Linked DNA regions of Homo sapiens: region 2 is linked to region 1. A link is a loop called in an ENCODE intact Hi-C map of the cell type or tissue named here. Cell type or tissue: IMR-90. All regions are shown on one strand. Links, peaks and the distances in the headings refer to the core of each region. The heading gives the core; the rest is flanking DNA.

Region 1 (5,384 bases), core at 149-5,148:
CTGAGGTGGACTCCATGGATTCTTCAATGAGGAAAGTAAAGAACAATTTTGTACTGTTCTCTGGGTTTTATAATTTCCAAAATAGAATAGAATCACAAATCTCAAATATAAAATCAATACACATTAGAGATTTTATTTAAATCATTAATTAATGAAAGAACTAGTAAGATGTTACAACTAGTTCAAAGGAAAATTTAAAGAACCAGCAAACGACGTTGCAATAAATTTACAAATAGATGCAAAACTGTCTCATTCCACAGTGGGGGAGGAAAACCAATGGTGTATTTTCAGAGAACAAAATTGACTTGCATGTTTATGGACAAAGAACTGTTTGTGTCACTACCAATTATCCACAACTTAAAGAGTTGTAAAACACTGAAAGTCAAGGAAAGGCACAGAGGCCTCATAGAATCACATAACTTGAAATGATGTATTTAGACAATGTCTAGTTCTCCACTGAAGACACCTTACAATAACTTTGGTCCATTTCAAAGTATTTTACATTTTTTTGCTTTATTTATATATGTTTGATTGTCTGATAGTCACACTTTGTTTGAGGTAACAGACTGTACTTTCAGGAAAAGAAACTGATCTGTAACTTCCTCTTCGAACAACTTCAGCAAGCCAGGATGAAACGTTTGTGGGTAGTGTCTTAGTCCATTTAGAGTTTCTATACAGATATACCTGAGGCTGGGTAATTTATGAAGAAAAAAATGCTTATTTGGTTCACGATTCCGATGGCTGGAAGATTGGGTATCTGCTGAAAGCCTCAGGCTGCTTCTGCTCCCGGTGGAAGATGAAGGGAAGCTGGCGTGTGCAGAAATCACATGGGTGAGAAAGGACGTGAGAGAGAAAGGAGCGGTACCAGGCTCTTTTAAACAACCAGCTCTCGCTGGTACTAATAGAGCGAGAGCTTATTCATGACCATGAAGACAGTGTCAAGCCATTCATAAAAAATCCATCCTGGCTGGGCATGGTGGCTCACGCCTGTAATCCCAGCACTTTGGGAGGCCAAGGTGGGCAGATCATGAGGTCAGGAGATCAAGACCATCTTGGCTAACATGGTGAAACCCTGTCTCTACCAAAAATCCAAAAAAAAAAAAAAAAAAGAAAAAGAAAAAAATTAGCCAGGTGTGGTGGCAGGCACCTGTAGTCCCAGCTACTCAAAAGGCTGAGGTAGGAAAATTACTTGAACCTGGGAGGCGGAGGTTCCAGTGAGCCGAGACCACACCACTTCACTCTAGCCTGGCAACAGAGCGAGACTCGGTCAAAAAAAAAAATCCATCCCCATGACTCAAACACTTCCTACTTCCTATTAGGTTCTGTCTCCCACAATGGGGATAATTTTAATATGAGGCTTGGGGGGACAAACATGTAATCTATAGTGGGTAGCTTTCAGGTTAAGGGGGAAGGGTGAGCAGAAGTCCATTTTGTGTGGCCATAGGGTGTGCATAGGTATACCTCTTCTGAGACAACAGTTACAGTTAAGTTTTGGACCAAATATTAACCTAAGTTGTTGCATCTAGTGTAGTCTCTGCTCTAACTTGAGCTACATCCTGTGGGCACATGAAAATCTTGAAAGGTTACAATTTGGAGTTCCTTCAAGAGCAGAAAAGCATAGCATCCCTCTTCCACAATTTTTTTTTTTTAAGTGGTCCTGTGGGTAGGCTCTGCTAGGTATTAGGGAAAGAAGAAGTGTCTGTCAGAACAGTGCTTAATGCAAAAAGGGCTTGGATACATGGAGAGGAGGTCTTTGAAGTGAAAGGAACATCATGAGAGGAGAGCACTCAGAAACCTCCACAGTAATGGTTTTCTGAGAACATGTATTCTTTCTTTTTGTTAAAATAATTAATTAGGAGGCTATTAGACTGGCTACTATGTAAGCAAATGGAAACCCAAGTCAGCGTAAACGGTCATATTCTAGGAGAATGAAACTTAAGCTTAACCAACCAGAACTGCCAATTAATTTCTAATTAGGGACTTTCCACTGGAATAGTCCAAATTAAACTTCTGCTCCATTTTAACCAATTATATTTTCTTTACCTTGCTTCTGAGAGTCACCCTATGAAAGTTTCACCCTATGAAAGTCTTCCTCTCATGCCCTATTGGTGGAGCCCAAAACACCTGCGATCTGGAGCTTCCTGATTCATGAATTGCTGTCTGCTCAAATAAAATTTCAATGTGGCTAACTTTATCTTTTAACACTTTCATCAGAGTATTGTCGCAAGGATGTAAAAATATGTATAGCTGAAAACTCAGTTCTGACTGGTTTTTTTTTGACCTCATAGCTCAGACCAAAAGAGGCCATTTAAAGTTGAGTAGTGAAAACAGAAAAGAAACTTAAACTTTTTTTTTTTTTTTTTGAGACAGGGTCTCACTCTATCACCCAGGCTGGAGTGCAGCAGCACAATCATGGCTCACTGCAGCCTTGAACTCTTGGGCTCAAGCGATCCTCCTGCCTCAGCCTCCCCAGTAGCTGGGACTACAGGCATGCACCATCATGCCAAGCCAATTTTTAAAAATTTTTGTAGAGATGGGGTCTTGCTATGTTGCTCAGGCTGGTCTCAAACTCCTGTGCTCAAACAATCCTCCCATCTCGGTTTCCCAAAGTGCTGGGATTACAGGCATGAGAGGAATTTAAACTTTTTAAAGATGGAGACATGGATATTTAGTTAGGAAAACCAATGTGCCTGAAGTGGCTCAGTATTTCTGAGTCACGAGATCATGGATGACATTAGTGGTGAATACAAAATCATCCTCCAGGTTTGGATTTGAAAGGTGACTCCTGAGAATTTACTTTTTGATGGGGGCATTTAGTGCAAGCTATTGCTTTAAATCACAAAGCTCTATCTGCATACTCATTTTTTTTTTTTTTTTTGCGCTTTCTCCAGTAAGTAAACATTGGTGGAGAGGTTTATCTTCTCCTTGCATTAGAATTTTTGAAACTCCATTATGAATAATAGTAGTTAACTGAACTCCAAGTCTTAGCACTTGGTCTGAAAAGAAAGGAAGAAGACACCAACCTTCCTTTAAAACCTTTAAGTTTTTTTTTTTTTTAAAATACAACGTGTTTGCTACATTACATCTGTGCATTACAGATAGCTTGAAAGCCAGACGTAATTTGTGATTCTAACTAATTTTCATGATTTTAGCTTTAATGCAAAATAGCTGGGGTTTTTGGATTGGGTTAGGATCTTGCTGTAAAAGTATGAAAATGAAACTGTAGACTTTATCTCCTTTCTGAGTAAACATACAGACAAAAATATGTCTGTGAAGCTTGAGAGCATATGATAATTTTTTTTTCTTATGGGAATACTTAGCACAATAATGAAGTTAACCCAGAATGGAGAATTACTTCTTTCTGCATTGTATTTATATCAAGTCCAATATCTCAAAAAGAAGTTGGCTCAGAATCGTTGATTTAAAATAGGTCATTGGTGAATTAATGAAACATAACACCCCAAATTCTCAGCTGAATTAAATAAATAAGCCAGATAGAACCCCTGGTAGATACAAATGTCTAGTTTATATCTCCCAAGTTACTAAGAGAGTGATTACTGAATCGGGGAAGAAGGGCAGAGTTTGACATATGGAGTGATTTATGAGTCCCTGTTCCACGGGAAAACATCAGGCTAAAATCAATTCAGGTTTTACTTGCATTGTATTCTCTTTCAAACTGGATAAGGATTCAGGAATAGTCGGTATGTTAGGTGTGTAAAGATACAAATTCACATCGTGTGCTTGGAAGTGTTTCTCCTCCTGTAGGTGCGTCTCAGTAGTGCATGAATAAGATTGAGGAGGACAGATGAGGTGGTCTCCACTTCTTAATCAATACTAGAAGCTGAAGTTGAAATGAGAGAATGGATAATTGAAGATATTTTAACATTCTCTTTGGCACCTAGAAAAAGTGGGAGTTATGGTTTTTGAGAATTGTGCATTCAGATTTACCACACCTATAGGACAGCTGGAAAGAAGACAAGTGAGAAAAACAGAGACACAGAGAAGGGCTTCAATTCCTTAGTGGTCGCACATTCCTAGGCTACCCGGCAATGGCCAGGTCCCTGGCTGTCATTTGGTCTTCAAGTCCTCTGCTGCTTGTAAAAGAGATTAAGGGCTAAAGTGCTCCCTGGTGAGGTAGAAACATCAACTTTTGCTTGACCTGATAGAACTGTAAGGCTGGAATATCCCTGGATGGTTGTTCCAGAAGAGCCAGCTTATCCGTCCATTGCTGTTATTCTTATTACTAAAAATGTATTTCCACTTGACAACAGTGGCTGCTGTAAAATCGCCTCTCCAGTGACAGTTGTTTCAAGGAGCAGAACTGCCTGAAGTCCCAGAGTGTCTGCTAATGGTTGTCTTCTGGGTGCCTCCCAGATGGCTGGAGGATTATGGCCTCTGGGATTTCCCCTTCTTGCCTGGGGTGTGAGGTTGACGGTAGAGAGGATGCCAGATCCAAGGAGCTCCTGAGGGACGATAGCACAGAAATTCCGAGTGGGAAATGGAAGGGCTAGAATCGCAGTGGTGCCATAAACTTGAAATTGAGTGTTGAGAATAGAGAGGTTGAGAAGAGAGCTGAAATGATTGAATAATATTAACAGTGTACCAACCTTCAGATATCTCCTTCTAACTACATATAGGAACAACTGGGCTGTGACTCGTGAGGTCATTCCTTATATTTTGAGACCTAGAATCTGTAAGACAGAAAAATATGTCACAGAGCAGTGAGATTGTCCCTTGCAGCATCAGCCGGGTATAATTGATGGCCATGGTATGACCTAAGAGGTGTGAGTGTGAGCTAATGAGACTGGCTCTTGTGTGAGGATTAAGTAATTTGTGCCTTCTTCATGGTAACACTTCATTTAATGTTCTGAAAACAGTGAAACACAAAACCAGTGGGAGGCAAGAGAAAACCCTCTTTCATCCTAAATCAGTGGCTGAAATATCTCAATTCAGAGCGGGTCCACCCATACCTCTCAAATCTTACGGTAACTCTTTAAACTGGGGGAAAAAAGGGATTCAAATTCACCCCATCTTTAAGCAAATTATTTTTCTTTAAAAATAATTTAAAAAATACTTTAATAGGGTTCAGAACACATTACCCCAAGTCATCCCAAAATATGCCTCTTTGGCATAAGGATTATTTTGAGCTGGTTATTTTGAGAACCTGCAGACACAGCAGACACTTTGAAAACAGAAGTTACCCTTTTGTAAGAGAAATTTATACCTATGAAGGAAATCTTCACTTTTAAGGATATCTCCCTCTCCATACCAGGAAGATAGGGCTGACTGAATCACTAGAGACTCTTATCAATGGAGAAAGTGTGGACTTACATCTGCAAAATAAACCTGGTTCTTGTTTATTGCACTTTTCCTGAACACCTCCC
Region 2 (5,384 bases), core at 52-5,051, 320 kb after region 1:
CATGCTTCCTATTTCACAGTCTCTTTTGCCTTCCCTTGAATGTTCTCTAATTTGTTAGTATTACCTTGATGCCTTCACACTCAGAATTGAACACTGTATTCTAGCTAAGCCAAAGGATACAAGAGGCAGGGGATGCTCAAGGCTGTATTTTCCTTTCGTATCTTATTAGAGGTAATGTCAGAGTTAACTACACCAAATCTGGACCTTATGTCTAAAAATGTAGGTTCTTCAACAATTCAATTAGTTTTAGATCCCTGTGACTAGTGATAGGGCCACAAGACAGAGGGCAATGCTCAAGACCTTGAAGGAAGTACAAATATTTCACCCCAAAATATACTTCTTTACTTATTTCAAGATGGCTGTTCAGAGCGCCTGCAAACAGAAGTAGCCCTGCAAAGCTGTCTTTTGTAGGGGTGTGGAGGAAGGGCAGAGGGGTTGATTTGCATCTGTAAAGAATCTGTATTGATGCAGCCAGGCTATCTCTGAGGGCTTCCCTTGTCCAGATCTAGGAAAGATTAACTGAGAGTTCGACACCTTTGAAGGTCTGAAAAAAACATTTATCATCTAGTCTCTCTAAAGGCTGCTGTCTGTGAGGTTTCATCTACATATGAAGAGACTTCAAAAAGTTCTTGGAAAAATGGACTTCAAAGATAAAAATTAAAAGTGTAAACTTTCTTACTCAACATAAGACACATCAAGGTTAAGACACTTGCAAGCAATGATACCAGCCATTTAGTCCATTCCTAAAGAACTGAAGATCCTGGGAATTTCACCGTGTCAATGGAGTCCTTTTTCTGTCATTAACTGAAGAAAACTGGACACCCTTTGCAGATTCTTTTAAGATAAGGAAACAAAAAGATCTCAGAAGTAGCCAAACTGGGACTGTAAGGTGGATGCCTAATAATTTCCATCAAAACTCTCACAAAAATGCACTTGTTTGATGAGAGGAATAAGCAGGAGCATCACTGTGGAGAAGGACTCTCTGGTGAAGCTTTCCTAGGCATTTTTCTGCTAATGCTTTGCCTTATTTTCTCAAACACTCTCATAATAAGCAGATGTTGTTGTTATTTGGCTCTCCAGAAAGTCAACAAGGAAACTGCCTTGAGCATCCCAAAAGACCACTGCCATGGCCTTTGCCCTTGACCAGTCCAGTTGTGCTTTGACTGGGCCACTTCTACTTTAGTAGCCATTGCTTTGCTTCTGCTTTGTCTTCTAGATGGTCCTGGTAAGGACGTTTCCATCTCCTGCTACAATTCTTTGAAGAAATGCTTCAGGTTCTTGACCCCACATGTTTAACATTTCCATTGAAGGCTAGGTGTGGTGACTCATGCCTGCAATCCCACACTTTGGGAGCCTGAGGTGGGTGGATCACTTGAGGTCGGGAGCTCGAGACCAGCCTGGCCAACACGGTGAAACCCTGTCTCTACTAAAATTACAGAAATTAACCTGGCATGGTGTCGCACACCTGTAGTACCAGCTACTCGAGAGGCTGAGGCAGGAGAATAGTTTGAACCACAGAGGCAGAGGCCACAATAAGCCAAGATCACACCACTGCACTCCAGCCTGGGTGACAAAGCAAGACTTAGTCTCAAAAGATATATATTTTTTCATCGAAATCTCTGCTCTTGTCTGCAGCTAATCTGGGTGTAATGGTTTTGGCACCCACTGAGAGGAAAGTTTGCTGAACTTTAATTTTTAAGTCAGAATTGTGTAAGCAGAGTCAACTGAGATGTCTGTGGTATTGGCTGTTGTTTATGTTGTTAACACAACACAAACTTAGAGCACAAACAACATTAATTTTCTTCACTTAGGGCACAAACAAGATTAATTTTTTCCTTGCAAATTGATGTTGATGGTCTACTTTTGGCTTCATCTTCAACATCATCTCATCCCTTTTTAAAATGAGTTATCCATTTGTAAACTGTTGATTTCTTAGGGGCATTATCTCTATAAATTTGTTGTACAGAATCAATGATTTCACCATTCTTCCACTAAAGCATCACCATGAATTCATTGTTTGTTCTTTCTTCAATTTTAGCAGAATTCATGTTGCTCTAATAAGGGTTCCTTTCAAACTGATTCTTTATTCTTCTTAGTGCCTCAAACTAGAGCCTGTTCAGTCAGAACATGTTATAACAAGTTAGTGTGAGTTTACTTTGGTGCAAAAACGATTAAAACCCATGTAAAGTGTTTTCATAATACACATTTTTCATGAACTTTTTGGGTCCCCTCATAACAAGACCACCTTTGCTAGCCAGGCCTCCTCTTCTCTCCCTCCTATAACCTGTCTTGCCACCATAACGTGATAACCTGATTTTGGCCATGCTCTGAGCCCTCATTATTTCTGTAACCTCAAGATGATATATAAGCTTTTGTACCCCAATGAGGGATTGGGATAATCACTTTGCGGTTCTCCCCGTGCATGTTAATATATTTACATGGCTTTTCTCCTATCAGTCTGCCTTTAGTCAGTTGATTTTCCAGCAAACCTTCAGAGGGTAAAGGGGGAGTTTTTTCCTTGGCCCTAGTACTTCACTCCTGGATTCTCAAAAAGTTACCACGTAACTGTGGTGGAATGATGGAGTTATTAGATAGAGATGAAAAGAATGTTCTGGCTATTCTATAATCTTATTTAGAATACAAATTTTTTCCCCATAGTAATTTCTAATAACAGCCTTTTATATTACCTGTTTTGTAACTTTATGAGTTAAAATAGTTGTCCTTGTTTGTAAGGCACGTATCATGAATGGAGCTTCCAAAACTGGAAGTTGCTCTGGGTGAGTCAGTGAGTGGGTGGTGAGTGAATGTGAAGGCCTAGGACGTTACTATACACTACTATAGACTTTATGAATACTCTACACTTAGGCTATAGTAAATTTATTAAAAATAGTTTTATCTCTTCAATAATAAATTAACCTTAGCTTAGTACAACTTTTTTACTTCATAAACTTTTTAGATTTTTTTTAACTTTTTGAGTCTTTTGTGATAACATTTAGCTGAAAACACAAACACATTGTATAGCTGTACGAAAATATTTTCTTTGTTTATATCCTTATTCTATACGTTTTTCCCTCTTTTTAATTTTTAATTTAAAAATTTTTTTAGAGAGACACGGTCTCACTTCATTGTCCAGGCTGGAGTGTGGTGGCATGATCATAGCTCACTGTAATCTTGAGCTCAAGTGATCCTCTCTCCTCAGCTCCCGAGTAGCTGGGACTAAGGGTGTGCACCACCATGCCCAGCTAAGTTTTAAATTTTTTGTAGAGATGGAGTTTGGTTGTGTTGCCCAGGCTGGTCATGAACTTCTGGCCTCAGGTGATCCTCCTGCCTTGGCCTCCCCAGGTGTTGAGATTATAGGCATGAGCCACCATGTCTGGTCTCTACAAGCTTTTCTATTTAAAAAAGCTTTCATTTTTACTTTTTAAAACTTTTATATTAAAAACTAAGGCACAAACACATATATTAGTCGAGGCCTACACAGGATCAGGATTATCAAAAATCACTGTATTCCACTTCCATATTGTGTCTTACCAGAAGGTCTTCAGGGGCAATAACATGCATGGAACTGTCATCTATCTTCTTCTTTTTTTTTTTTTTTTTTTTGAGACATAGTTTCGCTCCTGTCACCCAGGCTGGAGTGCAATGGCACGATCTTGGCTCACTGCAACCTCCACCTCCCAGATTCAGGCGATTTTCCTGCCTCTCAGCCTCCCGAATAGCTGGGTTTACAGACACCAGCCACCACGCCTGGTTAATTTTTTTGTATTTTTAGTAGAGACAAGGTTTCACCATGTTGGCCAAGCTGGTCTTGAACTCCTGACCTCAGGTTATCAACCCACCTTGGCCTCCCAAAGTGCTGGGATTATAGGTGTGAGCCACCGCACCTGGCCAGAACTGTCATCTTCTATGACAAAAATGTCTGCTTCTGGAAGAACCTGTCTGAGGTTGTTTTACAGTTAACTTAAAAAATATATAACTAGAAAGGGTATACTTTAAAATAATATAAAAAAGTAGAGTATACTATAGTAAATCCATAAACCAGTAACATAGTTATTTATTAACATTATCAAGTATTATGTACTATACATAATTGTAGGACCTATACTTTTTTTTTTTTTTTTTTTGAGACAAAAATCTCACTCTGTCACCCAGATTGGAGTACAGTGGTGCCATCTTGGCTCACTGCAACCTCTGCTTCCCAGGTTCAAGCAATTCTCCTGCCTCAACCTTCTGAGGAGCTGGGACTACAGGCGTCTGCCACCACACCTGGCTAATTTTTGTATTTTTAGTAGAGACGGGGTTTTGCCATGTTGGCCAGGTTAGTCTCCAACTCCTGACCTCAAGTGATTTGCCCACCTCAGCCTCCCAAAGTGCTGGGATTACAGGCATGAGACACCGCACCTGGCCCCCCTGTCCTCTACTTTTATATGATTGGTAGCATAGTAGGTTTGCTTACACCAGCATTACGACAATCACATGAGTAATGTTTTTCACTACAACATTATGATGGCTACAGCATCACTAGGCAATAAGAATTTTTCAGCTCCATTACAATCTTATGGGACCACTGTCATACATGTGGTCTGTCATTGACCAAAATGTTGTTATACAATGCATGACTATATATATATATATATATATATTCTGTTTCTTATTAGGAACACTTAGGCTTTGTTATACCTTGCCCAGGAGTAATAGTAAAAAACCTATTAGTTACATAAGCTTCTTGCTAAATTATTACCTGGTGGTATCAAGGGACTTCCAGGGGCTATGTAAAGGTCACCCCCAACATATGGAGGAACTAATGCAGATTACCATGTGACTATCAACCACCAAATCTAGGCAAGCCTCCAATACCCAATACTTGTGTAATTAATTTTAGAAACTAAGTGTTCCTATTTATCCCAGGCTGCCTTCATTTTGTTTATTTCAATCTAGTTTTCTGGTCTCTGAAGAGTATTTTGAATTTTAACTCTATTACATTGAGTATTAAATACCTGTCTTGAGATTTGAATTCTCTGAAAGTTTGGTAAACGTTTGTCCTCATTCAAATGTAACAGAATAGCGTCAAAGACAATGTCTTAAAGCTCTCTTTCAGGCTGACACAGGTGCACAGCTCCTCACTTTGTGTTGTGCAGGTTACATTTAACCTCAATGATACTTGAAGAACTGGCAAGAAAGTTGCCTTGCTCCTAACTCACCTGAGTGTTGACTTAGAGTTCCTTAAGTTTCCCATTTACTTAGATCAAAATATGTTTCAATGGTCAACTGATTTCCAACAAGAGTGGCAAGATAATTCATGGGGAAAGAATAGTCTTTTCAATAAATGGTGCTGAGACAACTGGACATTCACATGCAAAAGAATAGAATTTTCACTCTCACAC

What was found. Hi-C counts contacts between places; a loop is a spot of excess contacts. Peaks named below come from ENCODE experiments on the same cell type or tissue, not always from the same donor. Only the 100,000 strongest peaks of a DNase experiment are listed, where the experiment ranks them.
Region 2: a loop joins it to region 1, with 11 times the contacts of the local background. A loop is called at or near these places in 2 of 110 quality-filtered maps.

The regions. Positions count from the first base shown.
Region 1 is chr2:215,910,865-215,916,248 of GRCh38, reverse strand. LOC105373870 (a long non-coding RNA gene) reads right to left here. Exons shown (of 3, transcript XR_001739231.2): 2 at 4,608-4,691; 3 at 4,377-4,463. Among named protein-coding and RNA genes, the nearest start is that of LINC00607, 70 kb to the right of the region's middle. In IMR-90, for the core only: no CTCF peak of the experiment used is centred there; no DNase peak of the experiment used is centred there.
Region 2 is chr2:215,592,357-215,597,740 of GRCh38, reverse strand. All of the region lies in intron 1 of LOC102724861 (a long non-coding RNA gene), which reads right to left. Among named protein-coding and RNA genes, the nearest start is that of LINC01614, 120 kb to the left of the region's middle. In IMR-90, for the core only: no CTCF peak of the experiment used is centred there; a DNase peak (open chromatin) is centred at 2,750.